Regions from separate parts of the Homo sapiens genome. Here region 2 is linked to region 1. A link is an interaction called in ENCODE POLR2A ChIA-PET data of the cell type or tissue named here. Cell type or tissue: PC-9. All regions are shown on one strand. Links, peaks and the distances in the headings refer to the core of each region. The heading gives the core; the rest is flanking DNA. Region 1 overlaps PLD1 (phospholipase D1). Region 2 has its middle 27 kb from the start of LINC02068.

Region 1 (15,590 bases), core at 2,420-10,419:
CTAGAATAAACTCAGTTCCAGAATGGTCTTAATGGCATTTAAGATATATTATAAAGACAGAGGATATTTGACATGTCTATTAAGCTGAAAGAAAATGCTGAATGCCGTGTCAGCATCAACATGGGGTCAACACATGGGAACAATCCTTTTTAAAGCTCATAGTAGAAACCATTCCTTGGACAGTCATGCTGAGAATTCCTGCCTATATGGAAATAACTCTACTGGAATAATGTCTTCAGTCCTACTTATGGGAAAAGAAGGAAAGAAGGAAGGGAGGGAGGAACAAAGAAAGGAAGGAAGAAAGAATGAGAAAGGAGGAAAGGGAAAAAGGAGAGAGGGAGAGAGGAAGGAAAAAAAAAGAAAATTTTCAAGAAAGTATAAATAACATCCAAATTATACCACTGAAAAAAAATTGTTTTCACGCTTGGAATAAATGTCCAAAGGATATTCCCAAGGATCTGTTAGATCTGAAAGGACAGCAAAATGTTTTGTATCCCAGAATGGTGTGAGAGAATAAAGTAGATAGGTGAAAAATAAAGTGAGCAGGTGGGGGTAAAAGGAATCCACCTTGTCCATTTCCATGGAAGTTATTTACCATGGGAGTTGTTTTCCATGTATGGGCCAGGCCTTCATGGACTAACACGTTTGTGAGTGTTACTGTGGGTCTTGGCTAGAAGAGCTGATATGAACAGGGCATTTGCTGTGTGCTTGGCACTGTGCTAACCCTTTGTGCATTATCTCATATACATTCAGCAGTCTGTAAGCTAAACTCCTGTGCAGCCTGTTTCTACAGATGAGGAAACTGAGACTTTGAGAGGTTAAAATAACGGTAACTAGTGGGGGTCTAGTGCGGTGGCTCATGCCTGTAATCCTAGCACTTTGGGAGGCCAAGGTGGGCAGATCACCTGACGTCAGGAGTTCGAAACCAGCGTGGCCAATGTATTGAAACCCTGTCTCCACTAAAAATATAAAAATTAGTTCAGCATGGTGGCATGGGCCTGTAGTCCCAGCTACTCAGGAGGCTGAGGCAGGAGAATTGCTTGAACCCGGGAGGCAGAAGTTACAGTGAGCAGAGATCACGCCATTGTACTCCATCCTGGGCATCAGAGACTCCATCTCAAAACCACAAACAGTAAGTGGTGGGGATGACTTGCTTCTAAGCAGTTTGGCTTCAGTGCCTGAGGTTAATTAGCTATGGATACTGTTTCCAGTAAGACCAGGATGGTTGTAACTGCTGGGGCTCTAGCAGAGCAAAGTTTCATGTCCTGTTTGCCTTTGGGTATCACCTTCTGTTGCCACAGCCCCAAATCCATCCCTAACTCTCCTTTTGCTTCTTTCTGGCTCCCAAGAACACCCAACTAATACTGTGTTTCCTAGGACTTCTTTCACCTTAAGTCCTATTCTTCAATAATTATCTTTTCTTTCTGTCCTTCAGCCTCAAAATTAACTTTTCTCTTTTGTTCAGGAAAGGAATCATCCTATGTGAATAACTGCACACTGTGATATGAATGGCTGACACTCAACTAGAAAAGTGGCTATGAAAAGAAAGAGCTTGATAAGATGAGACAGGTTCTTGAACTAGGTCAATTTCTTGATGCTCCTTGCCTGCTGTTCTCAGTACAGTCTGGAAGAAAAAGGCCCGACAATCAGAGGCTTCCCTTCTCTCCCCAATGCATACCACTTGTGAGCTTCTACACAGTTGGCCTCTGCTTGTGAAACATATAAAAAGTGCTTTTGTCCTAAATAGTCTTTGTTCCATGATTGACTTGGAATCTCAGGGAAATAAAAAGGAATTCATATATGTGCTGAATTTATAGGGAATAAAAGCATTATGATGAGAGAAAGGAAGGGAATTTGGGACAAATACTAAGAAAGATCCAAAGGTTTTCCTTCAGAAAGAAATTTCTGTTATTTAATCCATACATTTGACTTGGGCCCATAGGATGGAAGGTGATTAGGGATTGTGGTTAAAGAGAAGGCTATATTTTAGGTTAAAAAATAAGACGTAGCACGAAGAAAATGACTAGTCCAAGTTACAGCTTTGAGGTTAAACCATAAAATCAGAAATATGCCATTTTTTATATATTTTAAAATTATGTATTCAAACTCGTGGTTTGAAAAGTATAGATTAGATTTGATTCCCAGCACATTTGGGACGGTAAGATAAGCTATATTTTTGCATGTGAGGGAACAGTTTGAGGGTTATCTCAGTTACATTGGTTTAAAACAGAAATGCAAGACAAGTTGGTGAAGTCAGTGAAGAAAATGAAGAGAGTAAATATTAAAACAAAAGGAAATCTCAGTGGCAATGGAAAAAGGTGAAAAAATAAAACAAAAGGAAATCAATCAAAATGGGTGATAATGGTTTGGCTCTGTGTTTCCACACAAATCTCACCTTGAGTTGTAATAATCCCCCACATGTCATGGGAGGGACCCAGTGGGAGGTAACTGAATCATGAGAGTAGGTCTTTCCCGTGCTGTTCTTGTGATAGTGAATAAGTCTCATGAGATCTGATGGTTTTATAAAGGGCAGTTCCCCCGCACATGCCCTCTTCCCTGCTGCCATGTAAGATGTCCCTTTTCTCTTCCTTTGTGTTCTGCCATGATTGTGAGGCCTCCCCAGCCATGTGGAACTGTGAGTCCATTAAAACTCTTTCCTTTATAAATTATCCAGTCTCTGGTAGGTCTTTATTAGCAGCATGAGAACAGACGAATACAATGGGTTTGACTTATTTGACTGTTGATAAAACTTCCTAGGCCATCAAGCATTTAAAGCAGTTAAGTTGATTTTTATATAACCTCAGGGTTCCCTGCCTGTAGTTCAATGGTCTAGGCAGAGCAAGAAGGAAATTCGTATTTTCCATTTTTCTTGTGGTGATAGGGAGATTTTAACTAATTAGAATAGTAGTAAATGAATAACAATCCCAAGTGATTTTCTTCATGTGTTGCTTGAAAGATATGTTTCAAGTTTAGCCACAAATGATGACATTTTTTAATTAATGAGTTTTTATTGTAAGTAAAGGATACGGGGCTTGGACTCAGGCAATGGGATAGATGATGCTGAAGCCCCTCAGGAGGTAGGAAACCCCTCATACTTGATGGTTTTGCAGGTATCAGGGAGCCCCCTCCGCTTTTTCTTATTATGCTCTCCCACAGGCTGATATATAAAATGGTCTTTTTTTTTTTTCTTTTGAGACGCAGTTTCACTATTGGTGCCCAGGCTGGAGTGCAATGCTATGATTTCGGCTCACTGCAACCTCCGCCTCCTGGGTTCAAGCGATTCGCCATCCTCAGCCTCCCGAGTAGCTGGGATTACAGGCATGCACCACCAAGCCCGGCTAATTTTTGTATTTTTAATAGAGACGGGGTTTCGCCATGTTGGCCAGGCTGGTCTTGAACTGCTGACCTCAGTTGATCTGCCCACCTCGGCCTCCGAAAGTGCTGGGATTACAGGTGTGAGCCACCGCCCCTGGCCATAAAATGGTCTTCTTTTGGCTTGAAGCTTTAATATTTTAAATACTTAAATGCCTACAGATAGAGAAACATTTACCATTATCCTTCACAGAAAAAATGGCAAATATGTGACCTTCAGGCGTCCCCTTCCATGAAAGCCATTGAGGATCAATCTCAGAATTCTTCCCCAGTGCACCTGCTTTCAAGAATCGCCTCTTAACCCAGCTGTCCAGGAAGCCACTCTGAATCTATTAGACTTCATATGCAAGCTGACATTGATGTAATTCTCCTCATGTGTATCTTATGTGAATGAATTTATTGAATCTTATGTGAATGAGTTCATTGAGTCAGAGCAAATTTTGAGAGTGAGAAAGGAAAGAAAGTATAAGGTTTTTGGATTCGAGGGAAAAACTCAGATGTTACCAGCAAGGGTGGGTTATAAACTTTGCCTATAACTTTTTACAGAGGTGGACATACTGTATATAGAATATCTAGTACTAAGTGCCACATACCATTATTATCACTTTGTGTTTGTTATGCCATTTTTTTCTTCACAGCAGCTTTAGGGGATGGGGAGAGGTCTCAGTTGTACAGTGGAGGAAACTGAACCTCCATGATATTTAAATTATATGTAAATTCTCTTACACCTTGGACAAGTCATTTAAACATCATGGAGATTCCGGCCGGGCGTGGTGGCTCACGCCTGTAATCCCAGCACTTTGGGAGGCTGAGACAGGTGGATCACTTGAGGTCAGGAGTTCAAGACCAGCCTGGCCAACATGGCAAAACCCCGTCTCTACTAAAAATAAAAAAAAATAGCTGGGCATGGTGGCACACACCTGTAATCCCAGCTACTTGGGACGCTGAGGCAGGAGAATCACTTGATCCCAGGAGACAGAGGTTTCAGTGAGCTGAGATCATGCCACTGCACTCCAGCCTGGGCAACAGAACAAGACTCCGTCTCAAAAAAAAAAAAAAAATCCTGGAGGTTCCCTTCTTTCCAGTGTAATCTGCAATTGTATACGTTGCCTCCAGAGTTGTATAGAATTACATCAGGATAGCATGAGAATCTTCTCAAAGTAGCCTGCATTTTCAGTGCTATGTTCCTTAGTAACAAAATTAAACATTAATTTGAGTGGACTAAGAATTAAAACTTCTATTTCTTCAACCTTTGTTTTTTCTACCTGATGAATAATAATGCAGCTCCTTGGAGATGATGTAAAATCATGATATTTTTCCAGTGTGGATAATATTTATCTAAATTTTCCTTATGAGTTCTCTTCTATGATATTTAATATATTCATGTTGACAATTAAATTTTGAAATTTTGTTGCACATATTCATCTGATAATTTTTTTAATGCTTTGATTGGCGATATTTTGTAATAAATACCTCATATTGGATAAAGAAATAACACTACTGAGGATGGCACAGTCAGCGATTTTTAGTAAGTGTGAGTTTTGGATTTAATGGCCGTATAGTTGCAATTTTAAAGTTATTGATTTGAACAAGAATTTTTCCAGGCCTTTTATATACAGCAGACATAGAACTGATTATGTATTGGATCGCTTTGTATATTCCTAATGAGTATGGGAGCATTCTTTTTATTTTCAATATCAGTTGACCTTATAAGGGACAGTTTTAATATTCATTTCAAACCAGAAATAGCAAGTATTATTTTTATACTAATTCTTCTGTGTGTCATGCTATTGTTTAAGCACCTACTATATGCCAACATCATACTGCAATGCTAGTTAGAATGTTGGAAAAAAGTGATGACCAATGGTTGCTGAGTGTTGAGAACACCTTCTTTCCATGTTCTCTCATCCTTTCTTCTGTGCACAGCCACAGTCTGCTCTGCAGCATCCCTGACATGACCTGCCACAGCTCAAACACATCTTCTAATGCTCATTAATATAACACTTATAACCACTTAATAGATACCAGGCCTCCTGCTACACATTTCACGGTAATTCACTTAATCCTCTCTATGACCCTATAAAGTAGAACTCCATTTTATAGAACAAAAATCTGAGGCACAAAGAGGTTAAGAAACACGATCAACAGCCAGTAAATAGTTGAGCCAGACTTTGAACCTAGACAGTCCTGCTCTGCATCAGTGTATATAACCTATATTCAGGTGTCTGAGCGAGAAGAAGCTCGAGTAATACAGCCTGGACAGGTGAGTGTCTGCGTAGAGCGAGGCAATGTGAGCGATGAGAAAGAGGCAAATCTGAGAAATCCTCCAAAGAATAAACTGAAGTAGATGTGAGATTGAATATAGACGCTAAGGAGAAGAGGCATGCCAAAGACTAATAGAATGATGGTATGCCCCTGGCCAGTGGGGTATTTGAAATGGGAAATGGTTTAGAGAAAAAAGTCAGGAGCTCCACTTCGATGGGTTTAATCTGAGGTGATGGGATCAATCCCAAATTGACTGGCATGCCACACACATGTGATGAAGTGGCAAAACAGTGTGGCATAGTAGAAAAACTTCGGATATGGAATGACAAAAAGCAAGTTCAAGCTGTGATGCTGATGCTAGTACCTCTGTGACACCATGCAAGTTTCTTTGCTTCTCTGAGCCCCAGTTCTCTTTCCTGTGATTAATTTCCTTTATTATGCCATTAGAAAGTTTAGACTAAAGTGGCGTGCCATGGAACAGACAGCTATTAAAGGTAGAATGAAGATCACATGCCAAATGACCTACCTTTTAGAATGTATTAATCTGAACAATATCTATTTAGGGGAAAAGGAATAATCACATTGTTAAGTCAGAGCTAGGATGGCCATACCATATGGTCCAAACCAGTACCCTTTTAAGAGTAAAGATGGGTGCTCTGAATAAATGCACCAGAACAACAGGGATTCTGGTATAATTGAGGGACTGTCATAGGAAAGGAATACAAATGGTTACCATACTCACAGCCATCAGAAGAGGTACTTCTGAAATAGTCTTTGTAGAAACCACAATTTGTGGTTTCCAGTTTTGAATGAAAATAATCCTGGATGAAAGAGGGTATATTCAGGATGTGATTTCCAGCTGAGGACCTTCCTTATGGACTACATCCAAGGACCAGTTGCCCCCTTTCTCCCCTCTTCCTTAGCAGCATTCCCCACCCCACTACTCTCCTTTGGTTCACACATGACACTCAAGCCACTGTAATCATTCAGTCGTCTGGAAGAAAAAGGAGTGACTTCATTGTATTAATATATCTGATGTCCTCTCCATTGCTAATACTTGTTCATTTCTGATTGCTGCCTTGTAGTTGCTCCGCTCTGCTGCTGATTGGTCTGCTGGTATAAAGTACCATGAAGAGTCCATCCACGCCGCTTACGTCCATGTGATAGAGAACAGCAGGCACTATATCTATATCGAAGTAAGTCTTGCTCATGTAAATTCGTGTGAGAAACTGCCTTCCCTTAAATATCATGCAGAGATTTCAGGGTCCCCAAACTTAGGACCCCTCATATTAATAAGTATATTTTGAGGCGTGAAAAGTGCTGGAGAAGCTCTGGTTCATATCACCTGAATTTTGACCTCCCAAGCATACCTGGAACTGGCTCTGCATTGTCATTAACTCAAGATTCTATTGGGAGTCTCACAAATCTTTGCTGTTAAAATGCATCATCAACTCATTGTAATAGTATTAGACAGAAATACCCCAACATGGATAGGTAAGTTTTGTTTTCGCTTGGGTTGGAGGGTTTAAGTGTGAAGCAAGTTCTATTTCAGGAGAGCACACACAGGGGTGAGTTGCTAAAATAGAGACCACTGGATGCCACTGGTTTGGGCATGGCGGAGTAGGGAGAGTGCAGGGAAAAGAACGTGGAAAAGGAAGATGTGAGAACATTAAGAGCAGGTACCACCTTCTTCAATCCTGTGTGAACTACTATTGATTAGGAAGCTTTTTTTCATCCCAGAATTTTTAGAGCATATGAGAAAATCTGGGGACACTGAGTTTAGTTTGGGAACTTAAATTACTCTTCAAAGTGAATATAAAAATAGTTCAGAGAACTTGAAAAACCCTGAGAAAATAAAAAGTCACAATAATGGAAAAAATAAATCATAGCATAATTTCCTTCCTTATTTGAGTCTTTTCTTTCCCATTGAATTTTTTAAAGGTAGATAGGGGAATGGGTTAACTGAGGAAAACCATTCTAGCCCTGTTTTTCTTCCCCTTGGGTCCTGGCCCTCTCCCGCTCTGCACAGCAACAATTCATTAGAGACAAGCAGGGAAGAATTGGAGCTTTATTTGTTTCATGAGCCTGGCTAGAGAAACCTAAGTTAAATATAATATATTAGCTGGCTAAATGCAGTGTGGTATCCTGAATGGCATCATGGAATAGATATAGGACATTAGTGGAAAATGAGCGAACTCTGCATAAAGTCTGGAGCTTAGTAATGCTATTAGTATTATTAATTTAAACAATTATACCATAGAGATGGAAAGATGTGAAGGCTGGCTCATCTATTGCCCAGAATCATTTTGCTTCATCTCTTTTTAGTAGCATTAACATCAGCTTTTCTGGCCGGGCACGGTGGCTCATGCCTGTAATCCCAGCACTTTGAGGGGGCCAAGGCGGGTGGATCACCTGAGGTCAGCAGCTCGAGACCAGCCTGGCCAACATGGTGAAACCCCGTCTCTACTAAAAATACAAAAAAATTAGCCGGGCATGGTGGCGGGCACCTGTAATCCCAACTACTTGGGAGGCTGAGGCAGGAGAATCACTTGAACCTGGGAGGCGAAGGTTGCAGTGAGCCGAGATCATGCCATTGCACTCAAGCCTTGGTGACAAAAGTGAGACTCCATCTCAAAAAAATAAAAAAAATAAAAAATAAAATAATCAGCTTTTCTTTTTAATGTGACAGTAGTATTAAATGATGTCAGTAACGCCATGTAGGTATACATAGTTGGGACATAGACCTGGTTGACACTCCTCTAGTCAAGATAAGCAGTCAGCATTCATCCGACTCTTCCAAAAAAGGAGAAGTAAAGGACATGACATGTAGCCAGTCTGTGTTTACAGCTGCTGAGGCATGCTAAGCTTCTTTATAATATGAATTCAGAAAAAGAAACATGGTTTGGTTGCCAATGAGATTTTGATTGTCTGATGCCCTAAGGGGAATCACATTCTCAAAAGACTTTCTGCACCGTGTCTTCCTGTAAGTTTGTCTTCTGGAGGCATTTTACAGATTTATGCACTTAAGTATAAAAGCTTATATAGTCATAAAAATGATAATGCCACAAAGGGATGATAATTACGAGTTGTTACATATATATCTCTTTACCTTGAGATGATTAGCAAATATTACTTTGTGATAATTGTCCTTATAAATTACAGATGTGTTATAACAATCTATTCTATTTGAACACATAACATTAGTAATATTTGCACCAAATTTTTCACATTCCTTTATGCAGCAACAAAATATTTTGCATTGTTATGATAATGTTGTAACTTGTTTTCTAGTAACAGTTTTAAAGACTATTTTGTAGATATATAAATAGCAGAAGTACTTAGAGGAAAAAAACATTTTTTATTTTATTAACTGGCTTATATATATGCAACATACAAAAGAGAGTTGAGGCTACTTAAAATAGAAGTTCAGAGATAATAAGAGACCCAGACAAACAAGACAAGGTGAAAGCAGATACCAGGAAATAATGGAGAAAGGGTGGAGAAAACTAGACCAGGCTTTACCATCTACTCTGTTAAAAAAGCAAGCTTAGCATGAGATAGAATGTTTGCCAATATAGAATTTTTAATCATAAGCATTTATACAACATGTGAATCTGAAAAAAACTAGTTTCCCCATTGATTAAATTTGCAGTGTTCCTAAGTATTCTGAGAATGTAATTTAGAAAATCACCTATAAGGAATTCTCATGGTGAAATAATATAGTGTAACTTTCCACTTGATTAAGTGTTACAGGTGATATGACCTGGAATCAGATGAGACCCTGAGTGAGATGAGGCGGCTTTTTTTCTGTGTCGTTGACTTTCTTGATGTGATTTCAGTGATCAGAACACATCTGCTGTGTGAAACATTTTAAAAAATATATTACAGTATTGTTCTTACGTATATTGCTAAGAAAATAAAGACTAACATGATTGTCTTGTTTATTTCTCATAGAACCAGTTTTTCATAAGCTGTGCTGATGACAAAGTTGTGTTCAACAAGATAGGCGATGCCATTGCCCAGAGGATCCTGAAAGCTCACAGGTAACAGCCTTTGGCTGAGAGTTCTCGCTGCAGATGTTCTTGTATTTATTACTAAAATGACTTTGCAAAGCCCATTTTTAAAGTACTGTCATTTCCTAGCAGCTTAAATTTGGTTCAGCCAGCAATAGGTTATTGATGCCTTTAGTCTGAGTCAGTTGCTAAAGATTTTTGACTGCCCTTTCTAGGGAATTTGAATTCTTCCAAGGCACAAAAATTTCTTCCTGGCCAGTCTGTTTCCCACACATGAGGTTTGTGATTTGTTTTATTTAATAGCAGACTATGAGCTGTGTTCGCTTAAAAAAGCAAAACAGACATAATATTTTGCTATGGGTTATATTTAAATTCTTGTTACCGTATGTCATATTTATTCAGCTCATGGGATTTTTTTTTTAATAATTGGTTTGCTGAGATAGAATTTACATACTGTATAATCCAGCCACTTAAACTATACAATTCAGTGATTTTTAGTGTATTCACAGAGTTGCACAACCACCACCTAATCAATTTTAGAACATTTTCATCCACTCAGAAAGAAACCCCATTAGCAGTCATTACCCATTCCTTCTATTTTTAGCCTCTGGCTACCACTGATTTTTCTTTTTCTATAGATTTGCCTAATCTGGGCATTTTGTATAAATGGAGTCACACAATATGGGGTCTTTTATGACTGATTTGTCTTAGCATAATGTTCTTGAAGCTTATCTATTATTATAGCATGTATCAGTATTTCATTTCTTTTTATTGCCAGATAATATTCCATGATGTGGATATACCACATTGTATTTATCCATTCATTAGTTGATGGACATTTGGGTTGTTTCTACTTTTTGCCTATTATAAATAATGCTGCTATAAACATCCTTTACTAGTTTTTGTGCAGATATATATTTTCATTTCTCTAGGGGTAGAATTGTCAGGTTATAGCTAACTCTATGTTTAACATTTTGAGGAACTGCCAGACTGTCTTCCAAAGCGGCTCTGCCATTTTATATTCCCATAGTATATGAGAGGTCCAGTTTCTCTGTATTTGCCAATACTTATTATTATCTCTCTCTTTGATTATAGTCATTCTAGTAGGTGTGAAATACCATTTAAGAAATGGTATTTCATTGTGATTTTCATTTGAATTTCTCTAATGACTAATGATACTGAGCATCTTTGTGTGTGCTTATTGGCCATTTGTGTATTATCTATGGAGAAATGTCTACTGAAATCCCTTGCCCATTTGTTCACTGGGGTATTTGACTTTTTATTTTTGAGTTGTAAGAATTCTTTATACATTCTAGATACAAGTCTCATATCAGATATATGATTCCTAGTTTCTCCCATTCGATGGCTTGTCTTTTTACTTTCTTGCTGGTGTCATTTGAAACAGAAATTTTTTTTATTTTGATAAAAGCTAACTTATCTATTTTTTTCCTTGTATCGCTTGTCCTTTTGGTATCTAAGGAATATAGATAGTGATATCTAAGAAATCACTGCCTGATCTAGGATCATGAAGATTTATGCCTGTTTTCTCCTGGGAATTTTATAGTGTTAGCTCCTACATTTAGATATTTGACTCATTTTGTTACTTTTTATATATGGGGTGAGTTAGGGGCCCAACTTTTTATTCTTTTGTTGATGGATATAGAGTTGCCCTAGCACCATTTGTTAAAAAGACTATTCTTTCCACATTGAATTGTCTTGGCACCAGGGACAATTTCTTCTTATGGCTGATTTCAGCTCCATTTAAAAGTAGCAGAACAAACACATAAGCAAAACCATTATATTTCATTACTTTAAGTCATTGAATGCACGCAGTGAAGAATAAGTGCATATGCATTTGGGAATTAAAACACTTTTTACTTCCAGTGTCATGTGGTACTTTGATATCTTTTTTCACATAATATTTGGGGACTTTTATACTTAAGGACATATTATAACAGTAACTATCAGCATTTTATGTGATTCACAGTTTATAACTACATTATCTCACTGAATCTTCACAACTACACTTGAGAGTAGGTCATGTATTTGTTGTTGTTATTGTTGTTATTATTGCTGTTGTTGCTGTTCCCATTTTTAGGATTAAAAACTGAGATTCAAGAGGTTATGTGACTTGTCTAGGCCACTAACCACAATAGGCAAAAAACAGCTTTGAGCCTAAATCTTTGGACTTTCAACCCAATGCTTCCCCTCACACCACATGACTCTAGTGCATTGATGGTTAGGATTAAAAACCCATTCAGGGCTTCCCCAAGCTGAGGCAAATGTGTTGGGCCTGTAGTTCCCTTCCCCTATTGACCAGCCATTGGATGCAGGCTGACCCTAGGGAGTGGGGATGACCTTGAGTGAGGCAAGTCCCTTTCACCTATGGAGGACTCCATACTTTTCATACCTGGAGGACTTCACTGTGAGTATTCCGTGGCCTACATGCTCAGTAGCTGATGGGATGGATGTCTTGATCCCATGGTGAGGGGATCTAGGCAGCACACTACAGCATCCATCATATCCTGCAGTGTGTACAGTGGATCTCACCTGTGACTACACATCAAAATCACCACTGACTTTTGCAAGATTACAGAGAGCTTGACTCACCTCCAGGCTTACTGGATCATAATTTCCTGGATCGGGGCCTGGCCCCGGTATTTTATACTGTTCCAAAGATGTGTTTTTAAGTGTTTGGAAGCCTGAAAGAATATTTTTCTTTACTGTAGTAATTTGTCTTTAAAAATCTGGACTTCTAAAATAATAAAATTAGGCTGGGCATGGTGGCTCACGCCTGTAATCCCAGCACTTTGGGAGGCTGAGGCGGGTGGATCACCTGAGGTCAGGAGTTTGAGACCAGTCTGACCAGTGTGGTGAAACTCTGTCTCTACTAATAGTACAAAAATTAGCTGGGCTTGGTGGTGCATGACTGTAGTCCCAGCTGTTCAGGTGGCTGCGGTAGGAGAACTGCTTGAACCCAGGAGGTGGAGATTGCAGTGAGCTGAGATCATGCCATTGCACTCCAGCCTGGGTGACAGACCAAGACTCTGTCTCAAAATAAATAAATAAATAAATAAATAAATAAAATTATAGTATTTTAGGGCTACAAGAAACTTCAAGATATTTTCTGATAGAACATTTCCTAGTGATCTTATGAGCTGCTCCTGAAAGGAAAAGGGATCTGTGACTTTAAAAATTATGGTAAAGTAGCACCTGTTGCAGATTGTATCTTACACTTGGAGTTTGACAGAGCACATTAAAGACTGGCAATTTCAAGTTTGCTTTGTGAAAAATGGGAAATTAGTTCATCAAATTTCAAATAAACCTGTGTCATTTAGCTCTGATCTCTCAATAGTCTCATTTTTTTGACAGACACATTTTCAAAATGGTACATATGTCACACATTTAGACTTTCAGTGGATACACACACACATTCTCAAAACATATTTTATGTTCCCCTCACCCCTGGCGTCTCTGCATTCTTGTTAATCTCCCTATGTTAATTGCAACTGTAAAATATATTTTCACTTAATTTCAAATCTGTGAGCTTGTGTTCTGTGAGCTTGTGTTAGGCAAGGTAAAGGCAGAATTAAAAAGCTTATCTTGGGCAGGTGTGGTGGCTCACACCTGTAATCCCAGCACTTTGGGAGGCGGAGGCGGGAGGATTTCTAAAGGCTAGAAATTTGAGACCACCTGTCTTTACAAAAAAATAAAAAATTATCCAGATGTTTTGGTGTGCCTGTAGTTCTAGCTACTTGGAGGCTGAGGCAAGAGGATTCCTTAAGCCTGAGAGTATGAGGCTGCAGTGAACTATAATCTCACCACTACACTCCAGCTTAGGAGATAGAATGAGGCCTCATCTCTAAAAAAATAAATAAATAAAAAATGAAAGAAACAACATATTTTGCAGGTTGCCACCCTGGGGTGACCCCTTTTCACTAATTAGGTGCCATGATGTGCCATCCCAAACTTACCCCTCTCTCTCCATAGACTTCTCTGGTCTCTACTTTTCTGAGACTCAGAACTTCCCTGCCAAAGTCACATTCTTAGCAACAAGTATAATTTTGGCTATTTGAAAAAGAATAGAATGCAGCCCAAAGCAGATGGAGGGAAATGACAGTCCGCAGTCAGCCAGGCCTCACCAAAGAATACAGGCCCTCTGCCAGGTCCCTCCTACCCTGGAGAAATCTGAGTCTTCAAATTGCCAACTCCCTGGACTGGTCTAAGTATTTTTCTGCCAGCGTTGGAATCCAGCCTCACAACAATTCCCCTAAGCAATTTCTCAGTTCCTCTCACTTCCTCTGGTTCCTTCTCAACAGCCATAATTCTTTATAGAAATAAGTTTTGCAAAGCCTTCATGTTCTGACATGACCTAGAGCCTCAGACTCATGTTTACCCCATGCTGACCTCAGAACAGCCGGGGGAATCAGAATAAAAAAAAAACAAAAAACAAATCTTCACTCTAATAAGTAAAACTGTCTCAGAGTTGAAGCCAGCTGCCCAACCCACTTGAAACCTTTCTTTGACAGCTCAAATGTGATTGGCGATCAGAGAGAAAAAAAATCATAATCCACAGTCTAAAATTTACTGTTTTATGCCATGTTTGACTAAGCCAAAAGATAGGACCAACTGATCCAGGTAGACACATTTTTAAACACTGTGTGCCATGAATGAATGGTTTCTGAGGAGATTCTCAGATCTTTGCACATGGAAACTTGACATGCATAATTTTTCTGCTTTGGTAGAAAGTCAGGAAGTGAGAAAGTGCATTTTATAGTGTTAGCAACAAACAGTTGACACACACAATGAAAATAGTCAGTTGACTTAATGCTTCTATGTTTTAATATTAAACTGCATTAAAAATATGCTATTAAACTACATTAAAACAACAATTTTGAACATTGTTCAAACTTACCATGTTCTTTTTTTTTTTTTTTTTTTTGAGACAGTCTTGCTCTGTCACCCAAGCTGAAGTGCAGTGGTGTGATCTTGGCTTACTGCAACCTCCATCTCCCGGGTTCAAGCAATTCTCCTGCCTCAGCCTCCCGAGTATCTGGGATTACAGGCACCCGCCACCACACTCAGCTAATTTTTTTGTATTTTTGGTGGAGACGGGGTTTCACCATGTCGGCCAGGCTAGCTTTGAACTCCTAACCTCAAGTGATCCGCCCACCTCGGCCTCCCAAAGTGCCCCTCATGCTTCTTATAACTGTAGAAGAGCTACTGCTTGCCTGTAAGTGGGTGGTATGGGAAATACCACACTGGGAAATCTGAAATTATTGGGGGACCAGATGTCTGGAGACCTGGATTCTCTCCAGCTCTGTTATCCACAGGTATGTGACCTTCTGAGTACGTCAGTTTGTCCTTCTGACACGCTGTTTCTTCACCAACCACGAATAATATTATCTGTTCTACGTAGCTTATATGAATATATGTGAAAGTAGTTTGTAAGCTGTAAAGCACCAGTTCATGTAAGAACTTATTATAGCATTTCCATGATATTCATCATCTGGAAATATGTTGTTCACTGTAAATTGAAGCAAGGATAAAGAGGCATCATATTCAAATCAGCTGTTTCAAAATTAGTATTTATGCTAGAAAAAGAAATGTTTTAATTTAAAAGATGCTTAAATGTTCCGTATTTTAAATTATTGGACGGCTACTTCTGGATAAGAAAAATTTGTTTTGGTTTCTCACGACTGGCTGTTGTTCATCATGTGACTTGTTTAGGCACACGATTACAACACTCTGTCTAGAGGTTTGCTGCCAGAAACCTATAGCTGACTCTTCCTGGGAATCAATTTTTGATTTCCCTGTTATTGATCTGATAACACTCTCCCCAAAATATAAAGTAAAACAAAATGTATTCTGAAGCATAATATGTGTTTAGTTTAGTATTGTTTTAATTTTAGATGCTATTTACTTTGTTGTTATTTGAAG
Region 2 (15,590 bases), core at 1-8,000, 960 kb before region 1:
TGGTTATATTTGGCTGGATGGATCCCCAAACAGCTCCAACACATCTCCTTTGGGGCATTTAAATGTAAACTGTATGTGTGTTTTAATATTGCTTTCTTGTTATTTTCATTCTCTTTATCCCCTATGTTTTTAATTTTTTTTATAACTCAGATTTTCTAATGGACCCCCTATTGAAACATCTAGAAGATACAGATATCAGTACCAGATGTCTCAAATCCAAAAGACTGGAAATGTAAATATGATTTCTAATAGGCACACATGGTAGCTCAGTGCTGTCAGTACATTTTGTGTCATCAGAGTGAGAGAGGTTGGTGACAGCATTTGCACGCGTCTTCATTTGAAAGGCTCCTCTCCCACATTTTCTCATGGCTGACTCATTGTTGGCATCTTAGATTAAATGCCCCCGCCTCAGAGAAGTCCATCTCAGCCAGCCAGTCTGCCCAACCCTCCCAATCACCACCACTGTCCCCATCCCCTGGCCCTCTCATCTGATTGCGACACTGATTGTTGCTGTTCCATCTCACTTCTGATGATCATGTCTGTATGTATGTGCTTGTTTTCTTTTCTCCCCGTGCTTATTTGTAAGCTCCACAAGGGCAGGAACTTTGTCTTTCTTGGCCTTTCCTGTTTTCTCAGCACTTAAAACAGGGCACACAGTAGACTTTGAAAAAACGATTTTGAAGCCTCCTTCCTGAGTGTGTTTCTTCGCTGTAACTGCCATTTGCCATGTTCTTCTCTTTTTGCGGGGAGTGAGAGGGAGAGGACATGGTCTGAGTCTCGCTCTGTCACCCAGGCTGGAGTGTAGTGGCATGATCTTGGCTCACTGAAACCTTCGCCTCCCAGGTTCAAGCAATGCTCCTGCCTCACGATCCTGAGTAGCTGGGATTACAGGCACGTGCCACTGTGCCTGGCTAATTTTTGTATTTATTAGAGATGGGGTTTCACCATGTTGGCCGGGCTAGTCTTGAACTCCTGACCTCAAGTGATCCACCTGCCTCAGCCTCCCAAAGTGCTGGGATTACAGGTGTGAGCCACCGCACCTGGCCTGAGTGGTTTTTTTAAAGTTGATTTTGAATAAGTCCTCACCAAGAAAAATTAAACTTATAAGAATTGGGGTATTATTACCCTTCTTCTTTAAGAAGTAAGTTATGTCAAATATAATTAAGACTAAAAAGTAAATATTTCCAAACAAAATGAAACAACTGAAAGGAAGCCCTGTTTTTAACTACCAAATTTTAAAGCAAAAAATGCTTTTGAGTGAAGTTCTTTTTGCTTTTTGCACAACTCATGTCTGTTCTAAATTTTTCTCAGCAGATAGTTTTTGCTATGTTGAATAAACCATTGTAAACTGCACTAAAAAAATGACCTATCTAACATATTCTATAAGTGTTCCACGGAATTTTTTTTTTTTAAGAGATGGGGTCTCACCATGTAGCCCAGGCTGGTCTCAAACTCCTAGGCTCAAGTAATCCTCCCACCTTAGCCTCTCAAAGTGCTGAGATTATAGGCGTTAGCCACTATGCCCAGCCTGAAGTCAATTTTAGAGTTTGAGAATTTTTGTTTTTGTTTTTGAGACGGAGTCTCGCTCTGTCGCCCAGGCTGGAGTGCAGTGGCGCAATCTCGGCTCACTGCAAGCTCCGCCTCCCGGGTTCACGCCATTCTCCTGCCTCAGCCTCCAGTAGCTGGGACTACAGGCGCCCGCCACGACGCCCGGCTAATTTTTTGTATTTTTTAGTAGAGACGGGGTTTCACCATGTTAGCCAGGATGGTCTCGATCTCCTGACCTCGTGATCCGTCCACCTCGGCCTCCCAAAGTGCTGGGATTACAGGCGTGAGCCACCGCGCCGGGCCTAGAGTTTGAGAAATTTTAACCAGACAAGCCAATCTACCACGTTTTTTTTTGTGTGTTTTTTTTTTTAATGAGATAGAGTCTCACTGTGTTGCCCAGGCTGGAGTGCAGAGGCACGATCTCGGCTCACTGCAAGCTCCGCCTCCCAGGCTCACGCCATTCTCCTGCCTCAGCCTCCCGAGTAGCTGGGACTACAGGCGCCTGCCACGATGCCCGGCTAATTTTTTGTATTTTTAGTAGAGACGGGGTTTCACCGTGTTAGCCAGGAAAATCTCGATCTCCTGACCTCGTGATCCACCTGCCTCAGTCTCCCAAAGTGTTGGGATTACAGGCGTGAGCCACTGCGCCCGGCCAACAGCAATCTACCACTTTTAAGATGTGGTTTTCCCTTTTTGTTTTCATTATTTTTTTAATAGAGAAAATGTTTTTCATTCCAGTTAAATTCATGAAATCAAGAAATAATACTTATTTTGCTTAGCTGCAGGTTAACGTTATTTTAAGTATTGTACTTTAAGATAAATGGTTTACTAAGCTGAGTAACAACTCTCCTGCTTACGTCATTTCCACCAGTCTCACAGAATGAAGTTAACTTCCTTCTGGATAAAGCCAGTGTTTCTATTTGTGTCCTTAATCCAATTCATTATTGTCTCACTCAAGGACTTGCTAAAGTACCTCCCTTCTGTCCTGTACCTTTAACTCTCCGTTTCTACTCACTCCTTCCTCTTAGCTCTATAAATACAGTCAAATTTGTCCTCTCAACAAAAAACTCCCCTTTGACTTTTATTTTCCTTCTGGCCCAAACACTGAATTGTCCATAGTTTTAGAAGTTGACAAATATCAACATCACAAAATTCTACTTCATGTGATTTCCATTAAAGAAAAATTTTTGTGTGTGTACACACACACCACATACACCAAAGGAGAGTTTAAAATTATACATGATGCAATAGGGTTTTGGTTATCTATTGCCAAGCAACAAATTATTATGCAACTTGCAATTTAAAACAGTCATTTGTTGTCTCAGAATTCTGGGTGGACTGAGCTTAGCTTGGCGGACCATCTGCTAAACTTGATGTTGCCTGTGACTACAAACTTCAGGGTCCCACTGAGCTAGAACCTCCATGATGGCTCACTACGAGGCTGGCAGTGGTGCTGGCTGTTGGTTGACTGCCTTGGATCTCCTTTACATGGCTTTCCCTTCTGAATTGTAATACTAAAAGCATGGCATCTGGATTCCAAGATAGAACATTCTCAATATGCAAAAGCAAAAAGCTTTGTGTCTTCTAAGGTCCAGATTTGGAAGTTATTCAACATCACTTCCACCATATTCAGTTGGTCAAAGCAAATTATAGGACCAGCCCAGATTTAAGGAGAGGGGAGACAGACACCATCACACAATGGAGGGTGTGATTAAGAGTTTATAGCCTTTTTTTTTTTTTTTTTTTTGAGACAGAGTCTTACTCTGTCACCCAGGCTGGAGTGCAGTGGCGCAATCTCAGCTCACTGCAACCTTTGCCTACTGGATTCAAGCAATTCTCCTGCCTCAGCCTCCCGAGTAGCTGGGACTACAGGCATGCGCCAGCACGCCCAGCTAATTTTTGTATCTTTAGTAGAGGTGGGGTTTCACCATGTTGGCCAGTCTGGTCTTGAACTCCTGACCTTGTGATCCACTCATGTCAGCCTCCCAAACTGCTGGGATTACAGGCATGAGCCACTGTGCCCAGCCTATAGCCATCTTTATTGCACCACAATTCTTTCCAGAGGAGAATTCCATTTTGATTAGTCATTGAAAAGAACAAAATTCTCTTTACATTTTTTATGTCTGATGATTGAGAGAATTTTTCACAGATTGACTCTGACCCCAAACATTTCTAACATTGTTTTTGCTCCACTCTGCTGAAATTTATTTTGCTTAGTGCTATTGAATAAGTTCATATTGCAATACATACGCCCTCCACTTCAGCAGAGTATAGAATGGGATATTCCTGGAAGCTGTTCCTCTCCTGGATAAGTCAGCAATAACTTAACTGAAGCAGCTGCATATAATAAATATATCCTTCTAAACTCAAGCTAAATGTATCCCCAGCTCAATTTTTCCTTAGCGGATCCCCAAAATGCCTGTAGCCATTCCAAGCCATCTAACGTGGAGAATCACAATGGAGGAGAAGTTGTGGTGGGAAGAGTCAGTGATACTAACTGCAGTTAAAAAGTATTTTTACCTATGTGTGTTTTTAAAAAGCAACATCTTGTGTACCTATAAAAGGGGCTTATTCAGATAAAGGGCCCTAAACTCAAGTTTTATGGTAAATATGCTCATGCACAAGATTGAGATTTATACATTCACCCTCCTTCCAGATGTCTCTCCTGAGCCATCCTTAGGCCTACCAGGGCAGCAAGCCTCAATCTAAATGCATTACCTTCTTCCCTGAAGTGCCATTGCATTATATGGTCCCTATGTCATTTGATTGTATCACCTTCTCTTAGGTCTCTAGTTACTCAAGCTAGAATTATAAGTTTTATTTATTTCCTCCAGTCCTTCAACTTTCAATCAATCACCAAGCCCAATCAGTTTTACTTCCTAAATATTTCCCAACACCATTCCCTTTTTTTTCCATCCCTGGACACACTGTTTTACTTGAGTCATCACTTCTTGCCCAAACAATTGCAATAACTCCCTAACTACTTGTCTCCCTCAGTTTCATGTTCCTCAAATGTATCCCCTCCACAGCTGCAAAAACGATGAATTAAAACTCACACCTGACAAGATACTTCTCAGCTTCAAGTCCTGTTGCCTACTGGCAGGTTTCAAGCCACTTAATGTTATGTGCCCGGCTCTCCCTCGTGACCTTGCCCCTGCCCACCTCTGCAGCAGTAGTTCCTTACGTGTGGTCTGGGGACCCCTTGGGGGCCCACAAAATCAAAACTATTTTCATAATACTATGTTATTTGCCTTTGTCACTTTTTCTTTCATGAGTGCACAGCGGAGTCCTCCAGCAGCTACAGACATGTGATGTTGCAACAGATCCAAGGCAGAAGCAGGTGTGAGAATCCAGCTGTCTCTAGTTAAGCTAGACATTAAAGAGATTTGTAGGCCCGGGCGTGGTGGCTCACGCCTGTAATCTCAGCACTTTGGGAGGCCGAGGTGGGTGGATCATCTGAAGTCAGGAGTACAAGACCAGCCTGGCCAACATGGTGAAACCACGTCTCTACTAAAAATACAAAAATTAGCTGGGCGTGGTAGCGCGCACCTGGAGTCCCAGCTACTCGGGAGACTGAGGCAGGAGAATCACTTGAACTCAGGAGGCGGAGGTTGCAGTGAGCCGAGATCGCGCCACTGCACTCCAGCCTGGCGACAGAGCGAGACTCCGTCTCAAAAAAAAAAAAAAAAAAAAAAAAAGATACTTGTAAAAATATAATACAACGCCACATTTTTCACTAATTTGTATTTGAAAAATTCAGGATTTCTTTCGTAAAATAGAGCTTAAGATAACATGTAATTAAATACATTAATAACTACATTTCAAATTTATCAGCTTTAGTCTCCCTCCCTCCCTCCCTTCCTTCCTTCTTTTTTTGTTTGTTTTCCTCAGGGTCTTGTTCTGTTACCCAGGCTGGAGCATGCAGTGCCACAATCTTGGCAAACAGCCTCGACCACCCAGGCTCAAGTGATCCTTCCACCTCAGCCTCCTAAGTAGCTGGGACTACAGGTGCATGCTACCATGCCCATCCAACAGTTTCTTAAAAGTAAATAAACATCGGCCGGGCGCGATGGCTCACGCCTGTAATCCCAGCACTTTGGGAGGCCGAGGCGGGTAGATCACGAGGTCAGGACATCGAGACCATCCTGGCTAACAGGGTGAAACCCCGTCTCTACTAAAAATACAAAAAATCAGCCGGGCGTGCTGGCGGGCGCCTGTAGTCCCAGCTACTCTGGAGGCTGAGGCAGGAGAATGGCGTGAACCTGGGAGGCGGAGCTTGCAGTGAGCCGAGATCACACCACTGCACTCCAGCCTGGGCGACAGAGCGAGACTCCGTCTCAAAAAAAAAAAAAAAAAAAAAAAAAGTAAACATCAATAAATGAAGCCCACATAAACAAAAGCTCTTCGTGGGGGAGGGGGAAGGGTCCTCAATAATGTTTAAGATTGTAAAGTCCTGAGACTGAAAAGTTTGAGAGCTGCTGCTCTGTAGCATCCTCTCCTGGCCGTCCCTGCACATCGTGCTGTGGTACAGCTAGCCAACCCGGAACTTATTACCGCGGTTCTGTTCGTGTTCCGCACATGCGCCATGTTCTCTTACCGAACACCCTTCCTTCTCCTTAGAGTGCTTTTCACTGTTCTTGTATTTCTTTGCCAGCCTCCTCCAGGAGCCTTTCCTAACTCCTTTCTCAGGAGGATTTAGGGGTCGTTCCTCGGGTCTCACACTGCACTCCACACATGACATGGTAATTGTCTGCAGGTAGGTCTGACTCCCTCACAAGACTAGGACCCTTGATGTGGGGGTCACGTCAGCCTCACCTCTGTGACCCCAATGCCTGACATGGTGCCTCTTATAAGCGCTCAATAAATCTTTGATGAACAACCAACTGTATCATTCTTCTTCCTATTAACAACGCATAGTTTTCAGGATATGTAAAATAATGCCTGATACTTTTGTATATATTCGCTTATTTATATTCCTGAGATAAAATATCTGGGGCTTTCTTTCCTGCATGAGTTTTCTTTCTACTAATGTATTGAAAATCTTATTTGGTTAAAGAGTGAAATTCCAAAGCCTATAATATAATAGACATTTAAAAATTTAAAGCCATTGCCAGTAGAGGGCGCCTTGAAAGTCAACGACGTTCGCCATCCCATACACTGCGGTTTGTGTTTTGTGTTTCATCTGGATTCTTTTTCTTTTCTTTTCTTTTCTTTTTTTTTTTTTACAAAAAAGAAAGAAAAGATTTATCAATAGCTTTCTTGTACTTTTTGTAAAAGGTCAATAAAAGTCATAGTTCATCACAGGATTAAGTTGGGTTGTTTTTTATAAAATAGAATTGAAAATTCTCATAACTACCTGATTAAAAAAATGACTGAGTTCTCAAAACAAACAAAACAGGACTTGCATTAATCCTTTGTTGAAATATGACTCACCTCTCTGCTTGCCAAAGTGTTTTATTTTTTTTTAACATGCTTTTATTCAAGGTAGATATTTGCCATCCCTTTGCAGAAAGGCTGACAGAACAGTGGTGGTCTGCATTTTTGAGGGACCGTTTAGTGTAGCAGGAAATATACGACCTTTATCTTTTCATTCTGTTTGCTGGCAAACCCCAGGCACCCAGCACTGCATTATAGAAAAACTGCCTTTGAAAACAACAAATAAGGCAGGGAGGGGTGGCCTTCAAAAGCTGGGGCACAGGTTCCAGCAAACAACATCCAGCCACGATGTTTGTGGAACTGCCATATTTTTAAAAACAGACATAAAATGATTAAGAAGGAAAACCTCACCATTCATTTCATGTAGAAGAGAGGAAATATCATGAACTAAAATTTGGGAAACTGTAATCCCAGTTCCAGCTCTGCCAGTAAATATCTCGGTAAATTTAAGTTTTTATTGGGGTTTTGTGTTCCCCATCTTAAAAGTCATTTTATCTAAACCTCTTTCTTACTCCCCCCAAATACTTGAAACAGCTTATAATTAAACAAAAAATATAATGAAATTGTGACACAGAAATAGTAGCTCTGTATTAGTGTGTTTTCACACTGCTATAAAGAATACCTGAGACTGGGTAATTTATGAACAAAAGAGGATTAATTGACTCACAGTTCTGCGTGGCTGGGGAGGACTCAGGAAACTGACAATCATGGCAGAAGGTGAAGGGGAAACAAGGCACATCCTACATGGTGGCAGGAGGGAGAGAAGAGCACAAAGGGGCAAGAGTCTCACACTTATCAAACAACCAGATCTTGTGAGAGAACTCCCTTATTATCATGAGAACAGCATGGGGGAACCACCCCCATGATCAAATCACCTCCCACCAGGTCGCTCCCTCAACACCTGGGGATTACAATTTGGATTACAATTAAAAATGAGATTTGGGTGGGGATACAGAGCCAAACCATATCAGGCTCATAGCCAAGGAAATGAACAAAAATATGCTAACTAGAAAAATCAGTTTATGTGGTTGAACTTCCAGTTTGGCCCTGAGGACCCTGGCAGTCAAGGCAAAAAGTAGAAAATTTAGTCAGTGACTCAGTCTTTATTTTAAACAGGAAGAAGTCTTCTAATTTCTCAGAGTTGATCATCTTTCTTTATCAATAAATTCTAAAAGAAAATCCCGACATGTGACCTACTGAATAATGTCCTCAATTATTTTAAAGCAATACAGCAGGAACTTTCACGTAACTATTTATTTAATGAACCTCAATGAGAACTGTGGACGTGACTTTAAACATCAGTGTAACCATATATTGAATCAATAAAAGTAACAGTGTTTGTCCTACTACTTGTCTCTAAGGACTATTAAAAATAAAGCTGTAGAAGGGCAATTTAAAAAGGTTTGAGTTAAACCAAAGTCAAATGTTAGATATTGTCAAATATATCCCTGGATGTGTATTGATGATAAGATAATCTGCTTTCTGATTTTCTTTTATTGGGGCTCATGGAAAAAAAGAAAATGTTATAGGTGCATATGAAAATTATTAAAGATTGGCTGGGTGTGGTGGCTCATGCCTGTAACCCCAGCACTTTGGGAGGTCGAGGTGGGTGGGTCACCTGAGTTTGGGAGTTCAAGACCAGCCTGACCAACATGGAGAAACCCCGTTTCTACTAAAAATACAAAATTAGCCAGGCGTGGTGGTGCATGCCTGTCATCCCAGCTACGCAGGAGGCTGAGGCAGGAGAATCACTTGAACCTGGGAGGCAGAGGTTGTGGTGGGCTGAGATCATGCCATTGCAGTCCACCCAGGGCAACAAAAGAAAAATTCCATGTCAAAAACATTTTAAAAAATCAAGAAAATTATTAAAGGTTATACAGAAAGTTGTTAATTCATTACCTCTGAGGACTGGGAACAGAGATCTTAAGGGAAGAAAAACTTTTTTCCCCCAGTTTGCTACTCTCTGAAACATTTGAATTTTTTATTAAAAAAATTTTTCTGGAGACAATGTCTGGCTATGTTGCCCAAGCTGGAGCACAGTGACTATTCATCGGCATGATCATTGTGCACTACAGCTTCAAACCTGTGGCCTTGAGTGAACCTCCCACCTCGGCCTCCCCAGTAGCTGGCCAAGTGTGCACCCCTGCACCTGGCTTTGAATTTTTCATGATGATTTATTATTTCTTATTTTAAAAAGGGAAAGAAAAGCTGGTTTACCCATAACTAATACTCTGTACAAAATCTACAAAAGGACACAAAATTTGCATTTTAGTTTTCTTTTAGTCATGATTTAGTTCATCACTTGGCAAGCTATCTCTTGCAAAAAGCACTCACTCAAGATAGCTTAAGTAGAGTGAGGTTTATCATAGGGATACAACCAAAAATCTCCTGGACATCCAAGATCACAAAATAAAGGAAAGCTTTCCCCTCAGAGAGCTTGATACAGAAAATTCAAGACCCAGGCTATTTCCTCTTCCTCTCCATGTATCAGAAATGTATAAAAACAAACCAATTATGGATGGGGCATGGCACCTATTACTGACTTAACATTGTTTCTTAAGTCAGTGGTTTTTTTTTTGTTGTTGTTGTTGTTGTTTGTTTGCTTTTTGATTTTTTGAAACAGGGTATGGTTCTGTCGTCCAAACTGGAGTGCAGTGGTGCAGTCATGGCTCACTGCAGCCTCAACCTCCTGGACTCAAGCAATCTTCCCACCTCAGCCTCCCAAGTAGCTAGGACTACAGGCATGCACCACAAGTCCAGCTAATATTTTTATTTTGTAGAGACAAGTTCTCACCATGCTGCCCAGACTTAGTGTTTCTCAAAGGTTAACTGGCATATGAATTACTTGGGGACCTTGTTAGATTGCAGATTCTAATTCAGTAGGTCTAGATGGCCAGAGAGTCTAATTTTCTAATAAACTCCCAGGGATTTCCCTAATGCTGCTGGTCAGCTGACCACACTTTGAGTAGCAAGGCCTTACTGCACTTTGTTTTTTTTTTTTTTTTGAGAGGGAATCTGATTGGTTGCTAGCCAGCCAATAAATTGGTTGAGTGCAATCATCTGGGTCCTGCTCATATGCCCAATTAGTGGGAGCTATGGTTGGAAGTAGAGTCTCAGAATGAGAGACACGAGTGGGCAGGCAGCTCAAAAAAGATCAAACATTATACCCTTATCTGCATCCAAAGTTGCCACAAACATGAGCCAGCTATGAACAACAGAAAACCCTCTCTCCCTGTTGCAAACCTGCAACAACTCTGAGGAAAGTGGGGGGCTGCCTTCAGACTGATTCCAGGTTGTTGCAGGTTTGGAATAGGGAGAAAGGGTTTTCTGTTGTAAGTAGCTGGATCTTCCCCTAGGACCTCTGTTCCCAATCCTCAGCGGTAACCAGTTAACCCTCTAGGTGATATGCATTCTAACTTCTGGCTTGTTGTAATCTATTCCAGGTGTCTCCAGCTGATGGTGTAAGCAGAGTGTATTAGTTTGTTTTCACACAGCTGATAAAGACATATAGGAGACTAGGTAATTTATACAGAAAAAGAAGTTTAATGGACTCACAGTTCCACATGGCTGGGGAGGCCTTGCAATCATGGCAGAAGGTGAAGGCATGTCTTACATGGTGGCAGACAAGAGAGAATGATGAGAGCCAAGTGAAAGGGGAAACCCCTTATAAAAATATCAGCTCTCATGAAATTTATTCACTACCACTAGAACGGTATGGAGGAAACAACCCCCATGATTCAATTATCTCCCACGGGGTCCCTCCCAAAACATGTGAGAATTGTGGAAACTAGAATTCAAGATGAGATTTGGATGGGGACACAGCCAAACAATATCACAGAGGTAGTCACGTGTAAGATGCTGCCCCAGAGATTCTGATTCAGTGAGTCCAGTTTAGGGCCTGAGCACTGGGATTCTGAACAAGTTCCAAGGGTCATTCTGATGTATTGATATACCCCAGTTTGAGACCCACTGGACTGAATTTTTAAAAAATATTGCTTTGCATTGGGGTGGAGGTGTAGGGGGTAGTGGATGGGGTTCCTCACATAAAAATGCATATGTAATCATGTTACGTCAGTGGTTTTCAAATCCTCTGGAGGGCTTCTTAAAACACAGATTGTTAGTCCTACCCCAAAAGTTTCTGATTCAGTAGGTCTGGGGTGGGACTCAATGATTTACATTTTAACAAGGACTCAAGTGATGTTGCTGACCTATGCTGCTGTATTGTGAGAGCCCCTGTGTTATGTGAAGCTGCTACTGATGATCACCTGCTTCATAAACAGGATTGGTGGAAATAGTGTATGTAAACATTTATAAAATGGTTTAGAGCTATGAAAAATGTGACACAGTACTTGGTGAATTACTCAGAGAAATGAATAGAAAATGATTTCTATTATGGCTTTTTATATTTTTCCTTTTTTTGCGGGGGGGACAGGGTCTCACTCTGTCGCACAGGCTGGAGTACAGTGGTGCCATCTCGGCTCACTACAACCTCCACCTCCTGAGTTCAAGTGATTCTCCCACCTCAGCTTCCTAAGTAGCTGGGACTACAGGTGCATGTCACCATTCCTGGCTAGTTTTCGTATTTTTTGGTAGAGAGGAGTTTCACCATGTTAGCCAGGCTTCCCTCAAACTCCTGACCCCAAGTGATCCACCTGCATTGGCCTCCCAAAGTGCTGGATTACAGGCATGACCCACCATGCCCGGCCTAATTTTTTAAGGATCTAAGATAGAAAGGCCCACCTGAGGTGCATTATATTCTCCCTGCACATGAGGAGCATAAGTCAAGTCCAGATGGGAAGGTGATGGCAAGCTCAAACAGGCCCATTTGAGGAGCATTTAATATAGGGACTCTGTGCAGAGATGTGGGCACAATTAAGGAAACCAACAAGAGGCAGTACAATGCTCTGTGACTAGTAGTAACAGGCATCCTCATCGAGGCCTGGTAAGACAAAGAAGGGAATTATTCCCCACTCTAAGAGAGGGTAGCTATGTAAGGAAAGCCTGGAGGCAGCCGTATAAACCAACAGAGAAGCAGGCATGAAAACAGGTTCTCCAAACTTCATTCTCTGATATGGTTTTGTTCGGTTTTGCCACCATATCTCTGTTTGAATTATAATCCCCATTGTTGGAGGTAGGGTCTGGTGGAAGGTGACTGGATCATAGATTTGGATTTCTCATGAAGGATTAACACCATCCCCTTGATGCCATTCTCGTGATAGTGAGTGAGTTCTTGTGAGATCTGGTTGTTTAAAAATGTGTAGCACTGGCTGGACACGGTGGCTCACGCCTGTAATCCCAGCACTTTGGGAGGCTAAGGCAGCTGGATCATCTGAGGTCAGAAGTTCGAGACCCACCTGGCCAACATGGTGAAACCTCATCTCTACCAAAAATACAAAAATTAGCTGGGCATGCTGGTGGGTGCTTGTAATCTCAGCTATTCGGGAGGCTGAGGCAGGAAAATTGCTTGAACCCAGGAGGCAGAGGTTGCAGTGAGCCGAGATCACACCACTGCACTCCAGCCTGGACAACAGAGCGAGACACTGTCTCAAAAAAAAAAAAAAAGTGTGTAGCACCTCCCCCAACTTGCTCCTGCTCCAGCCATGTGACATGCTCTCTGCCCCTTGGCCTTCTGCCATGATTGTAAGTTTCCAGAGGCCTCCCCAGACACAAATGCCACTATGCTTTCTGTACAGTCTGCAGAACTGTGAGCCAATAAAACCCCTTTTCTTATAAATTACTCTGTCTCAAGTATTTCTTTATAGCAATGCAAGAATGGTATAATACATTCTCTTTCTGACTTCATTCTTCTGCCATTGCCTCCATGTTCTAAACAGAAACTAGGGTAGCTTGTTTGTGCAGGCCATATCGGTCAGACTCTGGGCCCACAGCAGGGCAGAGTACTGCGGGATGGATCTGGAAGGGCAAATAGAAGATATCCAGCCTGCAGGGCCTGTAGACTGAACCCCACATCTAATGCTTTGCACCCTATGGTTCACCAGCACAGATAATGAAATGGTGCCAATTGTAATCCCAAAAAACACAATCCCAGATGCCACCATCCCGAATGTCAAAATCCCCAAATCCTTAATTTCTAACTGAATCCCTAAACCATAGTGACAGATTTGAAATTAGGTGCAATCAAGGCCTCTAAAAGTGAATTTCAAGGTGTCACCAATAAAGTGTGCTTTTACTGTTCAGCCCAATGCATTTGGCAGAAAATTCAGATGAGTGGATTGACCACATGATATGGCAATGACAAAAACATCGGTTTAAAATCACATTATTGGCCAGGCGTGATGGCGTGCGCCTGTAATCCCAGCACTTTGGGAGGCCAAGGAGGGCGGATCACAAGGTCAGGAGATCGAGACCATCCTGGCTAGCACCACGAAACCCCATCTCTACTAAAAATACAAAAAATTAGCTGGGCATGGTGGCGGGCGCCTGTAGTCCCAGCCACTCGGGAGGCTGAGGCAGGAGAATGGCGTGAACCTGGGAGGTGTAGCTTGCAGTGAGCCGAGATCGTGCCACTGCACTCCAGCCTGGGCAACAGAGCGAGACTCTGTCTCAAAAAATAAATAAATAAATAAAAACACATTGTTTATCTGCATTGGCATTCCTTCCAGCTGATGAAACTCCAGTAGCTTTTAATGAATTAATGCCACATTTGCTTGAAGGAGCCAGCAAAGTTATGGACTGGTTGACAAATAATTCTGTGAACAGTAGGCTAAGAAAACACTTATGTAATAGTGTTGCTGTTCAATCTCCAGTAATGTTTACAGCAAATTTGTGGTCTGTATATGAGTGCATGTGGAATGAATTGCGTGCCTCTAAAACAACATAGAAGCATGTCACAGAAGATGGAAAATTTAATAGGGAATGCTCATATCAGTGCATATGAAATCATAAAAGAATTTCAAAAGGAGCAGCACCAGGTAGAAAATGAAAGTGAATGTATTCTCCAAAAGAGTCATGCCCTAAAAAAGAAAGCAGCTGTTCACCACAATATGCAAGACTTGCAAACATATGAAGGGACTTTACAAATATTATGGGAAATGCATCTTATGAAAACAACTACACATGGATTTCAATTTTTTTCCACCAAAATTAACTCATACTAACTTGTTGTAATGTGTCTAAACAGGATCTAGTTTGAGGCACTAAGAAGGAATAAGACATCAGTTTGAAAAGAGCCCCTATCAGAACAACATGAATTCTGCTAAAATTGAAGCAAGAACAAATATCAAATGTATGTTAATGTTTGGGTGGAAGAATTGTGAAATCACTGATATTTCATGGAAAGTTTATGGGGACAATGCCCCAAAGAAATTAGTAGTTCACAAATGGATAACTCATTTTAAGAAGGGAGACGACAATGTTGAATATGAGGCCCGCTGCTGCAGACCATCCACATCAGTTTGTAAAGAAAAAGTCTTGTTTGTGCCCCACTGGAAGCGGACTGACTATTTTAACAGCAGGAACAATAGCTGACACCGTAGACATCTTGATTAGTTTAGTTTACACAAATGTGATTGAAAAATTAAAGTTGAGCAAACTTTCCATTCAATGGGTGCCAAAATCATTGTGCTGGCAGCAGCGGGCCGTCCCAAGCGGCCCAGGCTGCAGTGAGGAGACATGGGCAGTGGCCACAGGAGCAGCAGTGGTGGTGGTGGGACCCCTGGCCCTGCATCACCACTCTTGCCTGCCACCACTATGGGGAGGGTGCAGGGAGGAGGCAGACAATCCCTGGAGTCTGCCCCTGGGAGTTTCCCAGGAGCCCACTGCCCTAGGGGCCACCATGATGGGGCTGGCTGAGCCACCTGCCAGCGAGAGAACAGCATGCTTGGGTGTGGCAGTGGCTCCCAGGAAGCCCCGAGGTGTTGGCGCCCCCACCGCTGCCCCTCACCCATGCTGCTCACATTGAGGCCTGCTGCTGCTGCCAGGGCCAGGGATGCCCTGGTCCTCCCATGAGCTATGTAGTCCTTCCTGGAGCCAGGGCACAGCCACAGCAGTTTGGCCACACCCCCACCCCACCTCAAGCCAGAGTCAGTGCCTGCATCACAACCTGCCCCTCAGGCAGGACTGCCAGGGACCACAGTGCCCTGCAGCTGCCAAGTATATAAGTGCAGCAAGAGGCCAGAGCGAGTGGCCAGAGAGGGACCCAGTGAGGACCTGGAGCCCTTGCCCCAGACTGTAAGGAAGTGTGGCCAGGGCTGCACACTCCATGGAGCTGGTGGTAGCCAGGGACAAGTGGGAGCCCGCCCCTTTGGAATTGGTGGGGTGGAAGCTCTCTGGGTACAGCTGCAGCCGCCCTGCTGCCACTCTGGACCTGGGCATCTCTGTGCTCTTGGGGGCCCAGGAAATTTCCCCTTATCCCTCCCTGCTCCACCCCTTGAGGTTCAGAAGTGACTGCTCCCACTGCCTGATTTCTCCCCACTGTCATCACCTGATCTGATCTCAGAGCAAGGATGACACCAAGACTGGGTGCTTTCACAGCCTGGCTGGGTGTGCACATGCTTGGGGCAGCACTTACATGCCAGCTTCCTGCTGTCTCAGCCCCCTCCTGATGTTGTGCACTGACAAGCATGGGAGGGAGGCCAAGGTAGTGC

The links. ChIA-PET counts read pairs that join two places held together with the same protein. Peaks named below come from ENCODE experiments on the same cell type or tissue, not always from the same donor. Only the 100,000 strongest peaks of a DNase experiment are listed, where the experiment ranks them.
Region 2: POLR2A ChIA-PET joins it to region 1 with 10 read pairs; 3 of 35 experiments call an interaction of 5 or more read pairs at or near these places.

The regions. Positions count from the first base shown.
Region 1 is chr3:171,653,303-171,668,892 of GRCh38, reverse strand. PLD1 (phospholipase D1) reads left to right here. Exons shown (of 27, transcript NM_002662.5): 20 at 6,723-6,833; 21 at 9,592-9,680. Among named protein-coding and RNA genes, the nearest start is that of PLD1, 150 kb to the left of the region's middle. In PC-9, for the core only: no CTCF peak of the experiment used is centred there; no DNase peak of the experiment used is centred there.
Region 2 is chr3:172,614,498-172,630,087 of GRCh38, reverse strand. No RefSeq gene overlaps it. Among named protein-coding and RNA genes, the nearest start is that of LINC02068, 27 kb to the right of the region's middle. In PC-9, for the core only: CTCF peaks have their summits at 6,473 and 6,679 (motif pointing right); DNase peaks (open chromatin) are centred at 3,637, 4,426 and 6,967; H3K4me3 peaks cover 790 bases; H3K27ac peaks cover 2,524 bases.